Linked DNA regions of Homo sapiens: region 2 is linked to region 1. Evidence: chromatin loops called from intact Hi-C (ENCODE). Cell type or tissue: OCI-LY7. All regions are shown on one strand. Links, peaks and the distances in the headings refer to the core of each region. The heading gives the core; the rest is flanking DNA.

What was found. Hi-C counts contacts between places; a loop is a spot of excess contacts. Peaks named below come from ENCODE experiments on the same cell type or tissue, not always from the same donor. Only the 100,000 strongest peaks of a DNase experiment are listed, where the experiment ranks them.
Region 2: it touches region 1 in a loop (9-fold over the local background); 1 of 110 quality-filtered maps calls a loop at or near these places.

What each region holds. Positions count from the first base shown.
Region 1 is chr2:68,108,578-68,111,508 of GRCh38, forward strand. It overlaps LOC105374789 (a long non-coding RNA gene), which reads right to left. Exons shown (of 3, transcript XR_940223.3): 1 at 1,750-2,931. Among named protein-coding and RNA genes, the nearest start is that of C1D, 47 kb to the left of the region's middle. In OCI-LY7, for the core only: a CTCF peak has its summit at 1,774; a DNase peak (open chromatin) is centred at 1,724.
Region 2 is chr2:67,732,263-67,735,193 of GRCh38, forward strand. No RefSeq gene overlaps it. Among named protein-coding and RNA genes, the nearest start is that of LINC01812, 92 kb to the right of the region's middle. In OCI-LY7, for the core only: a CTCF peak has its summit at 1,570 (motif pointing right); a DNase peak (open chromatin) is centred at 1,579.

The sequences.
Region 1 (2,931 bases), core at 281-2,780:
GCTTATTGTTGGCCAGTTAAAACTCCCTAGTTTTTGTTCACATCAAGATGTGATCATTGTGGTTAAATTTTTGACAATAAATTTTAAGTGGCAGTACTGTGTGCAAACTTCAGAATGTTTTGGTTTTGTTTTTTTTTAAATAGGCCTGCCCTTCATCCCTTTCCTTCCACAATTGGCCTGGAATGTGAGCATCTGGAGCTCTAGCTGCCATCTTGGGTCACAAGAACAAGGAGCATAACGTAGATCTGAGATGATTCATAAACTGTAAAGAAACAGGTCCCTGATGAATTTCTGATGAATCTGTCCTGGACACCTATCTCATGACGTCTTTTAGATGAAAACAAATAAAACTGTGTGTGTCTAAGCCACCATTATTTGTTTGTTCTGCTGTGTGAGGCTAAACTTAGTCCTAACTCATATCATCATTATGTCTTTTGTTTCTTTGTATATTTGGGGATTTTTTCATCATAATTATCCATTTGGTTTCACATAGTCTATAGGAATCCTGAAATCCTGAATTAATGACACCTTCCTCAAAAGGGATTTGAATTTATATATTTCTGGAATTACGTATGCTAACAACAAGGGACAGCTTTAGCCTCCTTAATTAGGACACAGGGCCTGGCAGCAGCCTCAGAGCTTAGCTTTCAATCCCTCATTTGTGACTGACACTGGCATTTCTCCTCCAAGTTTTGCAGTTTGCTTACCACTCAATGCTAGCTTTAGCTTACTATGCATGTTTGCATGTTGTTTTATTTTGTTTTGTTGACATTGGAAAGTTCCCTTTGTTTCTTGTAAGAGCTCAACGTATTTAAAAAAAGTTATAATCTGATTATATTGCCATTGTAGTGGAATATTACTTCAGAGTCCTGTTCACCATTCACCCAGAAGCGGCACTGACGCCCTTCCCATGCCAGTTTCACCATTAGATGTGCTACGAAGGCTTTATGTCAGATTGACCCATCCAATACTTTGATGCAAGCTTGGTACAAGCAGAGCTCTTCTGAAAATAATATTGTTACCACTTTCTATGTGGTAACAATTCACTCATGTATTTGTACTGGGGATTCGGTTTGCACTCATTACTATTATTTTCTTTTAGAGTTTCTGGGACCTCTTTCAAATTACACGAGTTCATTCCTCTGCCTGCAAAGATTCGGACCCATCCCCAGGGATGTGTATAATACAATTCTACTAAGGGAAATACACTATTACTCTGCAACTTGCTTTTTTAATTAATAATATGTCATTTTGCCTTTCAGTACTTATAGTCACCTCATTCTTCCTTCATAGCCGAATAGTATTCTGTGGTACATACCACAATTTATTAAACAATTTTACCATTGATAGACCTTTAGGTTGCTTCCAATATTTTGATATTATTAATACTGCTGTGCTATAATAAGCATATATATACTTGTATATGTGCACATATTTCTGAGTAAATTTATACTTATTGGTTCAAGGGGTATGAATATTTAACATTTTGATGGATGTTGCCAATTTGTCTCCACCAAAAGCCATGCTAATGTAATGTGTTTGTGACAGAGACTACTAATGCCAACTTAATATTAATTTTCCCAAATTCTATACTGAAAGAATCCCTATTTTATTTCAGAGCGGTGGTATGCCTAGCCAAAGGCAACATTTCACAGTCTCACTCTGAGCTAAGTGTAGTCACATGACTAACTTCTGTCCGCTGAACTATGAATGAAAGTGTCGTGTGGGGTGTGCTGCAGTGCCACTTACTGGAAGATGTGCCACTTTCCACCCTTCTATCTTTATTCCTTCTTCAAACCTTCTCAGTGGTTTGATGGCAAGGTCCTTGCAGTCATCATGAACCATGAAATCATCTTGAGGATAGGGGTAGTGGAGAAAAAAGAATGGAGCCTGAATCATGGAGAGACACTATGCAACTTTAGACTACCTACAGCTTGACTTTCATTATATGGGAGAATTAACCCATTATTTTCCAGGTCTTTGCTACATGCAGGTAAATACTATTTCTAAATAACACAGCACCCCTTTCAATCATATAAACAATACACCAGTCCCATTGAGTACTTGCTGTGGTCCCCATCATGTGCTGTAGACTGTCACCGCAGAGCCCTTGCTCACTACCACAGTGGCTGTTCTTTCTGCATGGGTCAGTGCAACCAGGTAGGTGGGCTTGTACATTGACTCCTCATCCTTTCTTTCCCAATTGGTGACCTCAGTTCACAGGACTAGTAGAACAAACTTTAAATTTTCATTTTTGGCTCAGATCATCTAGGGAAATTAGTCTACACAAATACACACACACACACATACGCACATCCAGTACATACAGAAAACCAAATGGCTTTTCAGAATCCACAAATCTTCCCATACTTGAAGCAATCCTTACTTCAGTCTGAAGAGTTTTCCAAAATAACCCCTCAGCCCCTTTTAAGAGAAGACCTATCTAATGAAAAATATAAACGTTCTATGGAATAAAACATTGCAGACTTAATAATTCAAAACTGCTACTAAATCAATGTACTGCTTGTTGGTTTGTCAATATAGCTTTTTCAATTAGACAATTTTATTACAGTGATGAATACCAATGGCACAATTAAGAGACTGCCGTTCTAAATTATGGTCTGTTTAGCCTAACAATCCATATTTGCTACTGAATAAATGTGATGACTATAGCCTCCTAAAGATGAATGGGCCTCTATTGGCAGCTGCACCTGTCCCTGGTGAGGACTGGGCAGGAATGACTCTCATCATATTCCTTCATGGGATCCTTCTGGCTGACCACTGTAATGGCATGTTGCCTCCCTTCACAGTGCCCTCTCCTACACCAGGAACACCTACCCTGCTGGTGATGGGTGTTGTAGATAGTGCCTGACAAGTAAGTTCCGAGTTCCACACCAAATCCCGCTTTTCCTGGTAAATGAAAACAGCACA
Region 2 (2,931 bases), core at 255-2,754, 380 kb before region 1:
ACTTTTTATTTTTCAACTCTGACATTTTCTTCTTATTTTCAATTTAAATTGTTTCCTAGCAATAACATGGTCAAGACCATTACCCATCACATAGTCATATGACATATGATATTATGGCATTAGTGTTTAATATGTCATTTAGTCTCTAGTCTAGTGTTTAATATGTCACTTAGTCTCTTTTCTGAGTTGTGGGTGTTTCAATTCTCATGGCTCAGAAGTGTAAAAACTATATTTTTAGCCAGAAATCTTACATAGACAAAGCAATAAAAATATATAAGACTACTTAATACTTTATTAAGTAGCCAAGTGAAGAATGGAATTTAGGTTAAAAAGCCCTTGTTTTCCATTTATTCTGCCTACACCCAGAAGTCTACGGCACTTAGGGCATGTTTGAAATACCCTGGCTTACACGTTGGGATTCTTTGAGCATCTAGACCAGCCCTTCTTGCCTTGATATCCTCAAGGAGTTGCAGAGGCTAGTGGAAATTGGAATTGTCCATATCTGAGAAAAATAAATACTGATAAGCATGGCAGTAAAGTGCCAGCCATGAGATCAGGGGCTCTCAGGCTTCCCTCCTGAACTCTATGCCTGCCAATCTTGGCCACCTACCTTTGTGGTGGATTCTAGGTTTGCAGAGCTCCAAATAATAGCACAGTGTTCTGTGCTTCATTGAACACCCTTGAAAAGTCAGCTAATTGTATCCCTATTCCATTCTTCCATTCTCTTTCAAAATAATAGAATCCACTATTTTTATCTTGGTATATTCCCAGTCTCCTCTGCAGCTATGCATTACCATCTAACCAAGTTCTGGACAGGGGAATATGAGCAGAAGTCATGTAATCAAATTCCAGGCTGTGTTCTTAGATGGTAACGGCCCTCTCTCCTCTTTTCTCCATCCTCTTATCTGGGTCATGGATATGGAGGAGCTACTTTGGACCATTCATTCTTATAAGGAAAACACACTAAAGATAAAGCAAAACAAAGCAGAAGTAGCTGGGTCTTTAGACAACCTTGTTGAACAGAGCTCCATGCCAGCCCTGGGCCTCCTACTTCCTGGCTATTATAGGAAGGAAAAATAAAGTCTATCTTATTTAAGTCACTTTTGTCTGGGGCCTCTGTTACATATATAGGTGAACATTTATCCTAACTGATACGATAAGTAAGGTCAGAATCAAAAGAGCATCACCTCTTCCCCACTAGTCCTCCAGTCAAAACACTCAAGCCTGAAATCAATGGATGAATACAGTCCCAGGGAAAACACTGGGAGCTACCTCCCTCCAGCATTCCAGATCCAACCCTTCCTTCTTATCCTAAGGGGAGGAGCCATTGGGATAAGGCAGGGCCGACAGCCAGGCAGCTCCTCTCTGTTCTATCTTTTCATGCTCTACAAGCCTGATTGGTGCTGTCCACCTCCAGAACCAGTGGTCATGGCCAGCCCACAGTGCCCCACATCCAACGAGGGCCTTGGGAATATGATAAGCTCTGATGAGTGTGGCATCTAAAGGTGGCAGCTGAAACAAATCAGGGCCCCTGTTTCCAACTGTGCACAGCCCCAATGCCAGCCAGAAGATGGCAGCACCACTCCCCATGCCTGGCATACACACCCACCCCAATCCAGTCCCAGGCCGCATCCTCCCATACATTCTATCAGATACTGGCTCCAGAAGAGATTTGTTCCAGAGAAAAGGTGTCCAGGGAAATGCAATACATTTTAATTGAATTTTAGCAAATTTCAAAATAATTATACTATGCTCTATAAAAGTTTTATTTATGTATGTATGTATTCATTCATTCATTCATTCATTCATTCATTCATAAGAGACAGGGTTTCACTCTGTCACTCAGACTGGAGTGCAGTGGTATGATCATAGCTCACTGCAATCTCAAACTCATGGCCTTAAGTAATCCTCCCACCTCAGCCTCGCAAGTAGCTGGGACTAGAGGCACTCACCACCATATCTGGCTAATTTTTTTATTTTCTAAATTTTTTTTGCAGATGAGATCTCACTATGTTTCCCAGGCTGGTCTTGAACTCCTGGCCTCAAACAATTCTCCTACCTTGGCCTCCCAAAGAGCTGAGATTACAAGCTTGAGCCATCACACCCAGCATAAAAATATTTTTAAAAACCTTTGCAGCATTGTTTGATAACCATGGCATTTTCCTGGGACCACTCATTTGTATAGCTGAAATCTTGACCATATGTGATGTTCTACATAGGGTATGTGTGTCCCTAGACACTTAGTCCTCTCAGTTAAAAAGGGAAAGGAAAGGTCCTGAGCTGAATGCAGATGCTGGTGCTCAAATCAGCTACCCTTCACTTTCCCAACTCACTCTTCCCTGAACCTTGCTCACACCCACCTTGGAAGATTCCAGGGTGTTCTAGCTACAAGGAATCTTGAAGGTCATCGAACCTGGTATTTTTTCTTGCCTTTTAAACAAGGTTACCCTTGATGAAAATGAAATCTTGTATGGAATCCTAAAACAAATAAAAGCAGAACTTCACTAGTATATATTTACTTCATGAGTTCAAATATGCTACGTATAATATAAAATATATCACTGCTGGCTCTAAGACTGATTTGATTAATGTAAAAACTTTGAATAATTACAAACATATTATCCTCAGCATCCAAAGTATTATGTTATTTTCACTTAGTAGCACAATATTTAGAAAATACTCATTCATCTAGCTAAGTAGTTGGAAATGGCAACAGTTTTGTTTTAAAACAACTTGTCTTACAACTTGGATTTCTGTTCAACTAAATTTACCCAGAAGCTTGCAAGAAAAGTAGTAGGAAATATCTGTTTCAAAGTTGAATTGTTGGTAACACCTAATAAATTCTTGCATTTCTAATCATAAAGTCAGAACGGATCATTCATTCTAGCTCTTGTGTGATGTTTTCAAGATGCAAGAGAGTCAGTTGTGGTG